Regions from separate parts of the Homo sapiens genome. Here region 2 is linked to region 1. The links are chromatin contacts, found by Hi-C or POLR2A ChIA-PET in ENCODE. All regions are on one chromosome and are shown on one strand. The core of a region is the stretch at or near the end of the contact, and the rest is flanking DNA. Distances in the headings are between cores, read along the strand shown.

Region 1 (6,824 bases), core at 1,251-3,750:
GTTTGCCAGAACCCCACACAGAGAGGGCAGAGTGGAGGAGCTGCCTGTCAGGAGCCAAGATGGCAGGTCGAGGGCTGTGGCCAGTCCAAGGTACCCCTGAGGGCACCAGAATAAAGTGTCCAGACTCGCTTTCCCTCTGAGGCTGTGCACTGACTGAACCCAGCTGGCAGCCCTGGGGCAGGGGAACCCTTGATGCCGTCCTGCGGGTCAGCCTCCCAGGGCCTCGAGCAGGTGGAGAAGGATGGAAAATGGACCTGGAGGTGCAAACAACCAGCACAAGTCCCAGAGCACAGTCCTCAGAGCTGGAGCCCCTCTCCAAGGCCCATCAAGAGCCATCTCCATAGTCCTCCAAGAGGACTGCTGTCCATGTACCGCCTTCTTGGAACAGAAATCAGAGAAGTCAGAGTTCTTCTCCATGCGAGTACTGACGAGTGGGTGCGCTGAGACTGAGTCATTGGCTAGAGCAGGAACTGGTGGGCAGTGATGCTGGGGAAGGAAGTACAGAGAGGACATGTCAGGTGGTCACCAGCCCAGCAACTCCCCATCACATGTGCCTCAGCACGTCCAGCCTAAGGGAGGGAGGGACAGTCGACCCAGACCTTGTCAGTCCACAGGCTGGAGGTAATTGAAATCCAGCCACTTTGATGGCAACTGCTATGGCCCTAGTCCTGTACTATAAAGCAGATCATCTGAGAACAAGAGAGCTCACCCAATGTCCATTTCACCTTGAATAAAATCTGGAGGCTGTGGCTCTGCTTACCCTCAACAGTCAGCTAGGGGCACTTCTCCAATGACACACCCCATGTCCTTAGACTTCCTCAGTGGCTCAATGTCTAACATGAGGAAGCGAGAACATGGACATCCCAACGCTTGTGTAATTGTAACGACTGTCTGCAAAGCACTTCAGTGTTCCCAAATGGAAAGATTCCCCGGAAGTAGAAAGAGCTATTATTGTCCATTATGAGCATTCTTTCTAGAATCTTCTTCTTTCTACCCTCAACTGTGGCTTTTTAGACTAGCAGACATCTGCCAAAAGCCACTAACCCAGAGACACTGATTCTATCAAACAGCACAGTGGGACAGTCACTCTCCCAACTTTCTTTCTTTTTCTTTTTTCTTTTTTTTTTTGAGACAGAGTTTCGCTCTTGTTGCCCAGGCTGGCGTGCAATAGTGCAATCTCGGTTCACCGCAACCTCCACCTCCTGGGTTCAAGCGATTCTCCTGCCTCAGCCTCCCGAGTAGCTGGGATTACAGGCATGTGCCACCGTATCCAGCTAATTTTTGTATTTTTGGGAGAGACAGGGTTTCTCCATGTTGGTCAGGCTTGTCTCAAATTCCCCACCTCGGGTGATCCACCCACCTCAGCCTCCCAAAGTGCTGGGATTACTGTCATGAGCCACCAGGCCCGGCCCCCAACTTTCTTAATAATTAAATCCAATCTCTTGCTAGACAGACTTTTTTGTTGTAGTGCCAAGGCTGCTTGAAATTTTCATTTTGCTGTCTAATTTGCATAAACTTGTAATCAATAAGTTTTTGCCCTATACTTGGCCCCTACTCCTACCGTAGTAAAATATTCGATGCATATTTTTCATGGAAATATTGAAGAAACATACATTCTCAGACAAGAAACATCAAATGTGGCCATTGCTTTTGTACCACTCAATATGCAACTCAGACTGGTTGAAATTTAGACCAAATGGTAACATCCAGAAGAAGATAGGACCACAGAGCTAAGGAGGGCTGCAGTGGGCTGAATATGGTGCCACTGCCCACAGTGTCCACCCAGAATCTGGGATGGTGGCCTTATTTGGGAAATGGGGTCTTTGAAGATGTAATCAAGTGAAGGCTGTTGCCATGTGATCATCCTGAATTACCCAGGTGAGCCCTAAACCCAATTACAAGTGTCCTCACAAGAGAAAGGCAGAGAGAGATTTGAAACACACAGAGCAGAAGGTGATGTGGAGGTGGGACAGAGACCCAGCGAAGCAGCCACATGCTGAGGAGCGCCTGGAGCTGGAGGAGGCAGGAGAGGACTCGTCCTGAGCCGTCAGAGGAAGGACAGCCCTGCCGCCACCTTCATTTCAGACTCGGCTTCCAGAACCGCAGGAGGACACAGTTCTGTGGCTATGAACCACCCGATTTGTGGTGCTTGGTTATGGCAGCCACAGGAAATGAATACAGAAACTATTCAAATCCCCTGGTTGAATTCCTTTATTTTACAGATGAGAAAAATAACAGCATTCGCAAGCGACACACAGTTTATGAAATGTTTTCACAGAGTGACCATGTTCAGTCTTCATAGCAATTCTGTGAGGTGGTAGTTTCTGCCTGTTAAAAGGAAAACTGAGGCAAACTACATTTAACAGAGTTTAATTGAGCAAAGAATGATATGGGAATCAGGCAGCCCCCTGACCAGAAGAGGTTCAGAGCGTCTCTGGTGCTGCCGTGTGGTGAGAGTCTTTACGGGCAGAGAACGGAAAGTGAAGCACAGAAAACAGAAGTGAGGCAGAGAAACAGCCTGATTGGCTACAGCTCAGCGTTGGCCTTACTCGAACACAGTTGGAAGACTTGGCCACCTGTGAGTGGTTGAAGTATGGTTGCTTGTCACAAGAGTAGGTTACAGCCCCTTTCACATCCAGTTAAGTGACAGTTCCCTTTGTGCAGAGAAGCCTTTAGCCACACAGGTCCCAAATGTAACATAACATTTGTTACACTTAAAATAAGTAAGGAGGCAGCTGTAGGCTAAATTTAACATGCCTGGGAGGAGGGAACTGAAGCTCAAACCAGAAGCAGCAGATAGATGGGTCTGCAAATTTCATGCGTTTTCCACCAGATCTCTGCCTGTGGCTCAGAGAGGTGTGGCAGCACAGCTACCTCACACAGCTGCTGAGAAACAGGCTTGGATACAGGTCTTTTTTTTCTCCCCACTTTTGCTTCAGATCTCTACCCAGGTATAACGAGCTGCATCTCAAGGTCAGAACGACTGAACAATAAAGAGGTTGGTTCAACAGATGACCTCAAAACTCATAACCTACATCCCGAAGCTAAAGAAAAACTTACGTCTCCAAAAAGAGGTGTAGTTAGCTGCAGGTTATTTGAATGAGCAGCACATGCTGTGCATTTGCTTTAAGATTCTCCAAACACGCAGAAAGCCAAGCTAATCCTCAGCGCTCCCATGCCAATCTGGTGTGGGGACCCTCCACTCCAGGCTGCCTTGTAGAATGCCTTATTGATGTGCGGCAAGGGGCACCCCATGAAAGTCCCAACAGCTCTGAAGGTAATGAGCAAATAATCCAGTTGAGCAAGCAATCAAAGAACAATAACAATTGTCTTGTGACAATACCCCCCAGTTTGTAATTAGTTAGCTTAAATTAGTTTAAATTCACTTCATTTGGAAGATTTTGCCTCTGAGGCAGGCCAAGGCTCTCTTTCAGAGGCCAATTAGATTAAATTAGAAGTGGCACATTAGCTGGGGAGACTTCATTCATTTTGGGTTTTTGCAGCCTTAATTATGATGCAGACACAGCTGGAGTCATCCTTTGGAGGGTTTTCTTGCTTCAGCAGGCACTGGAGGCGACTGGATTCCTGGGAGAGGTGCTTTCAGTGGCGTGTGTGGCCAACCAAGCCACCCAAGGCTACTTTGTCACCAGATTCTGCTCTTGGCCCATTCCCCCAGCTGCTGTGGGAGAGTCACAGGAAGTGAGGAATCCTAAGAAGATCTTCCTTTTTCAAAACAGCTTCATCAAGGTGCAATTAACAGACAAGAAACTGCACACACTGAAAATACACACTTTGGTATGTTTTCACATGTCTATACCCATGGAACTACCACCACAATCAGAATAATAAGTATATTGAAGGAAATGAAAATATTTCACTCCAAAATATACTTTTTGGCATATTTTAAGATGGCTATTCAAAAGGGCTAGAAATCCAAGAATAGCTGAAAAGCTGTCTTGCTGGGGGAGGTTTGCGTCCATAGAGACCATCTTTGTGAGCCAGGCCTCCTCTTCTGCCCCTGCCATAAGCTGATTTGTCATCTTTTTTTTCTTTTCTTTTTTTTGAGACGGAGTCTCGCTCTATTGCCCATGCTGAGGTGCTGAAGTGCAGTGGTGTGACCTCGGCTCACTGCAACCTTTACCTCCTAGGTTCAAGCGATTCTCCTGTCTCAGCCTCCCGAGTAGCTGTGACTACAAGTGCATGCCACCACGCCCAGCTATTTTTTTTTTTTGGTATTTTTGTATTTTTAGTAGAGACAGGGTTTCACCATGTTGGCCAGGCTGCTCTCGAACTCCTGATCGCAGGTGATCCACCCGCCTCAGCCTCCCAAACTGTTGGGATTACAGGCGTGAGCCACCGCACCTGGCCCCCCCGACTTGCCATCTTAACCCACTGTGGGCCACCCTCAGATCCCCTGTTCTCTCTGTAACCTCGAGGAGATACACAAGCTTCTGCACCCGTGGGGGTTGGGGTCATCTTTCTGTGATTTTCCCTCCATGCACGTTGATAAATTTGTATGCTGTTTCTAGTATTAGTCTGCCTTTTATAAATTGATTTTTCAGCAAGTTTTTAGAGGATGCAGGGGAGCTTTTTCCCTTGGTCCCTGCAATATCTATCCATTGCCCCCAGAAATTTCCTCGTGTAATTTTGTCATCTCTCCCTCCACCCCTTCCCTCTCACACAGACTCGGGCAACAACTGGTCTGCTTTTGTCACCATAGACTACTTTGTATTTTCTAGGATTTTATATAAATGGAATCATACTACATGTACTCTTTTTTTGCTCTTTCGCAAAGCATAATTGAGATTTATCTATGTTGTTTTGAGTTATCAATAATTATTCCCTTTTTATTGCTAAGTAGCATTCTATCATCCAGATATACTACAGTCTGTTTATGTTTATCGTTGAGAAATTTGGACCTTTTCTAGGTTGGGGTTATTTCACATAAAGCTGCAGCAGACATTTGTATACAAGTTTTTGTGTGGACATATGCTTTCATTTCTTTTGGGAAAATACCTAGTAGTGGAATGGCTGGTCATAGGCTGCTATATGGTGAACGTTTTCAGAAACTGCCAAACTTTTCCAAAGCCATTGGACCATTTTACATTCCCATTAGCCTGGGACCATTGTTACAGGTTCCCAGGTGATCTATATCTTCCCAACACCTAGTATGATTAGTCATTTAATTTTAGCCATTCTAATAGGTATTAACTAAGGTTACCCTAAAGCTGCCTCCATACATAGTTTAAGTTGGGCCTTAATTTCCTCTGTACATAGTGAACTATAACTTAACTGGATGTGTAAACAGACTATAACCTACTCTTGTGCCAATTATCAAATTGCACTCAATTTTCTTTTTCTATAATTCCTCTCCAATCACGTGGCAGCCACCAGCGTTATTCTGACCTATTCTGGCTCAGGAGGCCACACAGTTCATGAATCGTTCTTTGCTCAATTAAACTCTTAAATTTAATGTCTTAAGTTTTTATTTTAACAGTCGTAGTGGTTCTCATTATGATTTTGTGTGTGTGTGTGTGTGTGTGTGTGTGTGTGTGTGTGTGTGTGTGTGTGAGATAGCATCTCACTCTGTCACCCAGGCTGGAGTGCAGTGGTGCAATCATGGGCTCGACCTCTTGGGCTCGAGTGATCCTCCCACCTCGACTTCCCAAAGTGTTGGGATTACAGGCACGAGCCACTGTGCCCAGCCTCTCATGGTGATTTTTAATTTGCATTTCTATAATGACAACGATGTTGAGCCTATTTTCCTGTGCTTGTTTCCCAGCTATGTAGCTTCCTTGGTGAAGTGTTCATTCAAATCTTTTGCCCATTTAAAAAAAATGGGTTGGTTGGGCCAGGCGCAGTGGCTCATGCCTGTAATCCCAGCACTTTGGGAGGCCGAGGCGGGTGGATCACAAGGTCAGGAGATCGAGACCATCCTGGCTAACATGGTGAAACCCTGTCTCTACTAAAAATACAAAAAATTAGCTGGGTGTGGTGGCGGGCACCTGTAGTCCCAGCTACTCGGGAGGCTGATGCAGGAGAATGGCGTGAACCCGGGAGGCAGAGCTTGCAGTGAGCCGAGATCGTGCCACTGCACTCCAGCCTGGGCGACAGAGCGAGACTCCATCTCAAAAAAATAAAATAAAATAAATAAATAAATAAATAAATAAATAAATAAAAATTGGGTTGGTTGTTTTCTTACTGAGTTTTGAAAGTTCTTTACATATTCTGCATACAAGTCTTTTATCAAATATATGGTTTATAAATATTTCCTCTCATTCTGTGGCTTGTCCTTTTATTCTCTTAACAGTGTCTTTTGAAGAGATGAAGTTTTTCATCTTTTTTTTTTTTTTTTTTTTTGAGACAGGGTCTCTCCCTGTAGCCCAGGCTGGAGTACAGTGATGTGACTTCATCTCACTGCAGCCTCTACTTCCCAGGCTGAATCATTCCTCCCACCTCAACCTCCTGAGTAGCTGGGACTGTAGGTGTGTGACACCACACCCAGCTAATTTTTAAAAAATTTTGTAGAGATATGGTCTCACTATGTTGCCCAGGCTGGTCTCAAACTCCTGGCCTCAAGTAATCCTCCCAGTTCAGCCTCCCAAAGTGCTAGGATTACAGATATGAGTCACCTCACCTGACCTGAAGTTCTTAATCCTGATGAAGTCAAATTTGTCAATTTTTTTTCTTTTATGTACTGTGTTTTGGTGTTGGATCTAAACAAAAACACTTTGCCTAGCCCAGGGTCATAAGACATTTTCCTGTGTTTTTGTAAGAGCCAAGGGAAAGATTCCCCTTCACTCTGTGAAGATTTACTAGCAAAT
Region 2 (6,824 bases), core at 2,451-4,950, 1.5 Mb after region 1:
AAGAGGCCAAACAATAACCTCTGAAACAACTAGCCCAAAAAGCCCAGGACTTGACTAATAACTGACAACTTCCCTAATTTTTGTCCCCACTCCCAACTTAGGAGCAGACCAAGAAAGCCAAATATCCTCCTGAGCCAATCTCATAGGATGAGATCTCACTTCTGGTTAGCCCACCTCCAGCTTCCCAGGCCAACAGCCTCCTACCAGGACACACCTGAAGCTCTCGCTTGTTTCCACTATAAAGCTTTCCCACTCCTCTGCCTGCCTTTGAGTCTCTGCCAAATACAAGCAATGGCAAGCTCTGAATAAATAGCCTTTGCTTGTTCTCTTTGGGTGGTCTTCATTTCCACACCACAAATGGTCATCTTCATCTCAGCTCAGCCAGCACAACATGTTTACATCCACAGACCTACTAATTTCAACATTCAAGGTTATTTTTACCATTAATTTAATGTGCTTCATCATAGGTGGAAAATTATAATGGACATTTCTCATTTCTATGTACCATATATCCCATACATAAACAAAATAATTCCATCAGGCAGCAGTGGTTAGTGAAAAAAAAAGTGGGAACTTAGAAGAAGACATGGGTTCTAGACCCAGCTCTGCACCATTTGTGTGTTTCTTGGTCAGTGTCTGACTTTCTGGGCATTTGTTTCCTGTTCTGTGAGATATAGACATTGCAGTTGATAATGACTAAGGTTCCCTGCAGTTCTAGCCATCTGTGATTTTATAAAGCATAAATCTCTTATCCCAGTACTTCCTCACTACTCTCAAAAATCAGAAAGTTCCTATAAACATGATTTTTTTTTTTCGAGACGGAGTCTCGCGGAGTGCAGTGGCGCAATCTCGGCTCACTGCAAGCTCTGCCTCCCAGGTTTACGCCATTCTCCTGCCTCGGCCTCCTGAGTAGCTGGGACTACAGGCACCCGCCACCACACCCCGCTAATTTTTATGTATTTTTAATAGAGACGGGGTTTCACCGTGTTAGCCAGGATGGTCTTGATCTCCTGACCTCGTGATCCGCCCGCCTCGGCCTCCCAAAGTGCTGGGATTACAGGCGTGAGCCACCGCGTCCGGCCTATAAACATGAATTTTTAAGGTATCTCCATCCTTCATAGACCAGGTCTTCACTAAGTTCTTTCATTTATATTTTTTTTCCCAAATGTTTCAGAATTGAATAGGGAAATGGATGAAAACTTCTGTTTAATCGGTTCTAGAAGTTTACCAGGTACCCACTCTGAAATTCACAGCACTGACTTATTTGGTGGCTACAAAGAGATTGATGACTTGTTTTGTGCCTTGAGGATATTACACACTAATTGGAGGAATACAAAACCTGCATTTGTAAATCTAACCAAAAAAAAATGCCTATTCCGAAACACGGATCTGGACAAGAAGTAAAACTGGTGAGTAGAGGAGGGAGAGAAATCACCGAATTACTGTCTTGGGGAAGGTGGAATTTGAGCTGAATCTGGAGGACGGTACTATTTGGACAGGTGGAGAAGAAAAAGAGAACAGAGGTCATTCGAGGGAGAACAAACGGTGTGAGTCGGGAAAGAATAAGGTGCATTCAGAACACCACAGTAGCCTCATCAGACTGAGTTCCATGAAGCCAGAGAAGTAAATACAACAGGAATTGTGACTTTAGGTTGAAATGCACAGAGCTGCAAATACCAGGCTGAAAGTTTAACTTTTCTAATCATTGCTTGGCACTATTTCAGTTTTCCATTCATCCTTCTGTTATTATTTTACTTAAATGTGTGGTAAAACTGACTCATCTTTGGAGCCAAAAGAAAAAATATAGTGAGTGAGAGGAAGTATTTGACAACGTTTGCCTTTTTTGTGTGTGTGACCCTATTTACCTCTAGTAATGCTTTGTTTTTAATTGTGGTAAAATATCCATAACATAAATTTACCATTTCAACAATTTTTAAGTGCACAGTTTAGTGATATTAACCTCATTCACATCTTTTTGTGCAACCATGACCACCAGTCATCTCTAGGATTTTTTATCACCTCAAACTGAAACTGTGTCCCCATTTGACACAAGCTCCCGGTTCCCCCGTCCCCAGGCCCTGCTCATCACTGCTCGACTTTCGGCTGCTGCGAATTTGACTATTCTAGGGACCTCAGGTAGCAGAATCATGAAATATTGAAGCTTTCATGTCCAGCCTGTCTCCTTAGCATGTCTTCCAGGGTCATCTATGCTGCAGCGTGTGTCAGAATTTCATTCTGTTTTAAGGTTGAATGAAGTTTCATTGTGTGCACATGCTACATTTTGCTCATCTAGTCATCCACTGATGGACATTTAGGTTGTTTCCCTTTTTGGTTATTGTGAATAATGCTGCTATGGGTGTACAAATATCCATTGGAGTTCCTGCTTTCGATTTTCTGGAGTATATACCCAGACCCAAAATTGCAGAATCACCATCACAAAGATCCTTATGCTGCCTCTTTATAGCCACACTTGTCTCTCCCCATTTTCCTACCACCACCTTAACCCTTGGAAACCACAACTTGTTCTTCATCTCTGTGGTTTTGTCATTGTAAAATTATTGCCAGGTGCAGTGGCCTGCATCTGTAATCTCAGCTACTTGGAAGGCTGAAGTGGGAGGATCGCTTGAGCTCAGGAGTCTGAGACCAGACTGGGCAACACAGACAGACCCCATCTCTATAAAAATATATTTTTATTTAGTATAAAATAAAAATAGAGTCTCAGCTATTCAGGAAGCTGAGGCAAGAGGATCCCTTGAGCCCATAGTTTGAAGCTGCAGTGAGGCAAGTGAGGCACGATTGTGCCACCGCACTCCAGCCTGGGCAACAGACAAGATCCTGTCTCTATATAAAATCAAATCCTGCAGGCCAGGCATGGTGGCTCATGCCTGTAATCCCAGCACTTTAGGAGGCCGAGACAGGCAGATCATTTGAGGTCAGGAGTTTGAGACCAGCCTGGCCAACATGGCGAAACCCCTTTTCTACTAAAAATACAAAAATTAGCTGGGCGTGGTGGCTCATGCCTGTAATCCCAGCTACTCAGGAGGGTGAGGCACAAGAATTGCTTGAACCCAGGGGGCCGATGTTGCAGTGAGCCAAGATTGCACCACTGCACTCCAGCCTGAGCGACAGAGTGAAACTGTCTGAAAAAAATAAATAAATAAAATCATGCAGTATGAAATTTTTGAGGTTGTCTTTTGCACTCAGCGTGATTCCTGAGAGATCCATCCCAGTTGCTGTGTGCATTGATGCTGCTTTCTTCTTGCTGAGAAGTAGTCCATGGTGAGGATATTCCACAGTTTGTTTAACCATTCATTCACTAAACGACATTTGGGTTGCTTACCATTTGGGGTTGTTACAAATAAAGCTAATTTAAACATTCCTATACCTGAGTTTCTGTGGACATAAATTTTAATTTCTCTGGGATAAATGCCCAGGAGTGCAGTCATTGGGCCATATGGCATGTTTAGTTTTACAAGAAACTGCAAAACAATTTTCCAGAATGCTTATCCTATTTTACACTCCCACCAGCAACATGAGAGAGATCCACTTTCTCTACATCATCACCAGTAGCTGATACTGCCACCTTTTTCAAATGTTAGCTTCCCTAATAGGTGAGTAGTGACATCACATTCTGATTTTTTCAGAAGGGTTTATATTTGCTATACATCAGTTCACCTACTTTGCATTTCTTCCTCTTAGCCCTGCTTTTAATAAAGAAAACTCTTTCCACATTGTCTTCTCTTTCCTCACTTGATTATTCTTCGTGGGAATAAGAGAATTAAAGGAATGTGGAAAAGTGTTTCTCTTGCATTATATTGTCCTAAGAAGCCTCAGTTATCACTTGCTCTTACCAGTGCTTTGCAGTCACCAGGAATGGTAGAAAGCAGCGGCTGGCCAGAGGGCTGGCAGAGGCGGGGCTGTTCTTTGTGCTTGTTTATATTCATTTTCTAGTCACAGCTCAAGTTGTTTCACTTTCTGCTGCTCAGGGAGACGAGGGCAATGTAAATGTGCTTGCTGTTGTTTAAGCCTCCCGGACAGTAAAAACAAAAGCGGCCGCACTGCCTTTCCCTAAATAACATCAGAAACCCCTTTGAGAGCTCGTTGAACAAGATTTACACATTTTAAAGAGTTTTGAAGTTAGAAGGGGTCCTAGGCGAGGCCCTCGGTACACATTAATGATGTGCCTACTGTGTGCCTTGCTCCAGCACGGTCACCCAGTGCTGGGTTACAGATCTGCATAGGGATAAGTTGCAGTCCCTCCTTCCCACACTCTGCCAAGTGTTACAGAGAGGTGTGGGCTAAGTGCTCATGCAGAGATGTGACAAGCCACTGTTGGGGGTCTGGAGGATCCCACAGCTTACTCACTGCTCAGGAACTGAGGAACTCAGCCATCAACTCACCCAGAGCCTCTCCAGCCTGCCTGAGGCTGAGAATCATGTGGGGCACCAGAGGAAAATAGAAATTCCCAGATCCCACCCAAAGGACCTGGATCAGAATCTCTAGAGCAGGGACACAGGAAGCTGTGCTTTAGAGCAAGCTGTTCATAGGTGTTATGAACTGAATTGTGTGCCTGTCTCCCCCATTCATATGTTCAAATCTCCCCCTAGTGTGATGGTATTGGGAGGTGAGGCCTTTGGGTGGTAATTAGGTTTAGAAGGGGGCATGAGGGTGGGGCTCTCATGATGGGATTAGTGCCCTTATAAGTAAAGACACCAGACACAGGCAACACAGAGATGACCACGTGAGCACAGAGCCAGAAGGCGGCTGTCTGCAAGCCAAGGAGATGGGCCTCGGGAGAATTCAAACCTGCTGACACCTTGATCTCAGACTTCCAGCCTCCAGAACCCACATAGTGAGAAGACAGTCATGTGCAAGCCAGGGGGCAGGCCCTCACCAGGTACCAAATCAGCCAGCACCTTGATCTTGGACTTCCAGCCCCCAGAATTGTGGGAAGTAAATTCCTGTTGTTTAAGCCACCCTGTTATGGCAGCCTGAGCTAACATATTGACTAATACAATATGACTCTCAGGATTATCCCAGTTGAGAACTGTGCGTGCAATCCAGCCCTCTCATTACAGGTGAGGGAACTAATACAGCAAGGTTAAAAACCTCATCCTATGTCCCCACACTAGTTAAAGGCCTTCTCTAACTGCTAGACCAGTTCCCATTACACCCACTCAAAGTAGACAAGTAGTTTTCATCTGAATGCCAGCTCTGGCTGATGGTGGTGGCTGCCAAGAGGACTGTGTCAGGAAGGATTCTGAGGACAAGTCCAGGCTCAGCTGACCTTAGCACCATTGCTAGCCATCAGAACACAAGAAACATTATGTATTGGCAGGGAAGCTGGCACAGAGGATCCAGCTACCCAGGTTGAATAACGTGACAAGTGTCATGAGTGTCACTCATTGAGGACAGTACAATTTGAAACGTGGTTCATGGGCCGGGAGCACCAGCATTGCCTGGGAGCTTATAAAAAACTTAAATGTTCAGGTCCCACCCAGACTACTGAATCAGAATCTCTGGGATTCAGATTCACAAACCTGTTCTTATATACCCATGCACACTACAGTTTAAGAAATCCTTGGGCACGGCGTCTCACGCCTGTAATCCCAGCACTTTGGGAGGCCCAGGCAGGCAGATTGCTTGAGCCCAGGAGCTCAAGATCAGCCTGGGCAAGATGAGGAAACCTGTGTATATAAAAAGTACAAAAAATTAGCCCTGCATGGCGGCCCCTTCCTGTAGTCCCAGCTACTGGGAAGGCTGAGGTGGGAGGATCACTTGAGCCCAGGTGGTTGAGGCTGCAGTGAGCCATTATCACCCCGCTGCACGGCAGCCTGGTTGACAGAGCAAGACCCTGCCTCAGAAAAAAAAAAAAAAAAGCAACCCTGCCCTAGAAAATAAGGACAATAATATCAGTGTCTCCCCATGGTGACAAGTGTGTCCTCTGCCTGGCACCTCTGAAAGTTTGCTTCCCCTCTGGCTGCATGTGGAACAAATGGGACCCTTCAGAGACGTCCTGAGAATACCAGGATGTTTCTTCCAGCCCTCATCTCTCATAACCATTTTTAAAATGCCAGGGCTGTGTATTTTTAGTTGAGGACATCTGTATTTGCCAGCTCCAAGCCCACCCCTAACCACGTGGCCAGCATTGTGCAACTACTACACATCTTTATGACAAACCCTTCCATTTTCTGTTAAGTAATGTGTTTGGAAGGCTGAGTGAATCAGAGACAGTAAGCATTTGATTGCTTACATTATTCTGGTTCAAACATGGCTCGCGGCCCGGGACTAATTTATTTATGTTGGTATGGTACATTTCTGTTTCCCTTGGGAATTTGCCAGCACCCCATCCCCTCTTCCAGCTGCTCTCCCTTGGCCCGCCCACCCCTCTTGCCACTTTTGTTCCCGGTCTGCCTCTCCTGTGGGTGGAAAGTTTGTGAAGGATGCCCCATCAGCTGCCTCCAAGCCAGAGACTCCCCTCTCCTGCGTGGTTGGCTATTTCCCCGCCCACCCACAGCCTCAGGCCCAACAAGGCGGGTGGGACTTCTACCTCCTGGCAAGGTCAGCGTTTCCCACCAGGGGCTCACTTAACCCGGTGGATGCGGGTCTGGGGTCCTGCCAACGGGGCACTTGAGGAAAAGACAGACAGGGATCAAGACCACCTACCCTTTCTCTGGAGTCACCAGACCTACACACTAAATCTGCAGCGGGTTTTGCTCGCCATCACCCTGGGAGGTGGGAAGAGCAGCCCCCGACGACGTGAAAGAATCAGTATCCTATTACAGGTCCCCGAGCCAGGCCCCCATTTGCAAAGGCAGCCTGTT

What was found. A loop is a pair of places that touch in the nucleus more often than their neighbours do. ChIA-PET counts read pairs that join two places held with the same protein, here RNA polymerase II (POLR2A). Pooled maps may share reads with other maps.
Region 2: a pooled map shows a loop between it and region 1 (4-fold over the local background). The contact joins two enhancer-like sites. A Hi-C loop is called at or near these places in 1 of 168 maps with a recorded cell type or tissue (CD14-positive monocyte) and 3 of 50 pooled maps. POLR2A ChIA-PET finds 5 or more read pairs at or near these places in 1 of 52 experiments (activated T-cell).

What each region holds. Positions count from the first base shown.
Region 1 is chr9:94,653,876-94,660,699 of GRCh38, forward strand. No RefSeq gene overlaps it. Among named protein-coding and RNA genes, the nearest start is that of FBP1, 18 kb to the left of the region's middle. Within about 2 kb of position 2,501, at least 9 of the 41 ENCODE cell types and tissues checked have a DNase peak (open chromatin) inside an H3K27ac peak, as active enhancers do.
Region 2 is chr9:96,133,556-96,140,379 of GRCh38, forward strand. No RefSeq gene overlaps it. Among named protein-coding and RNA genes, the nearest start is that of HSD17B3-AS1, 110 kb to the right of the region's middle. RefSeq lists an enhancer at 3,812-4,106. Within about 2 kb of position 3,701, at least 14 of the 41 ENCODE cell types and tissues checked have a DNase peak (open chromatin) inside an H3K27ac peak, as active enhancers do.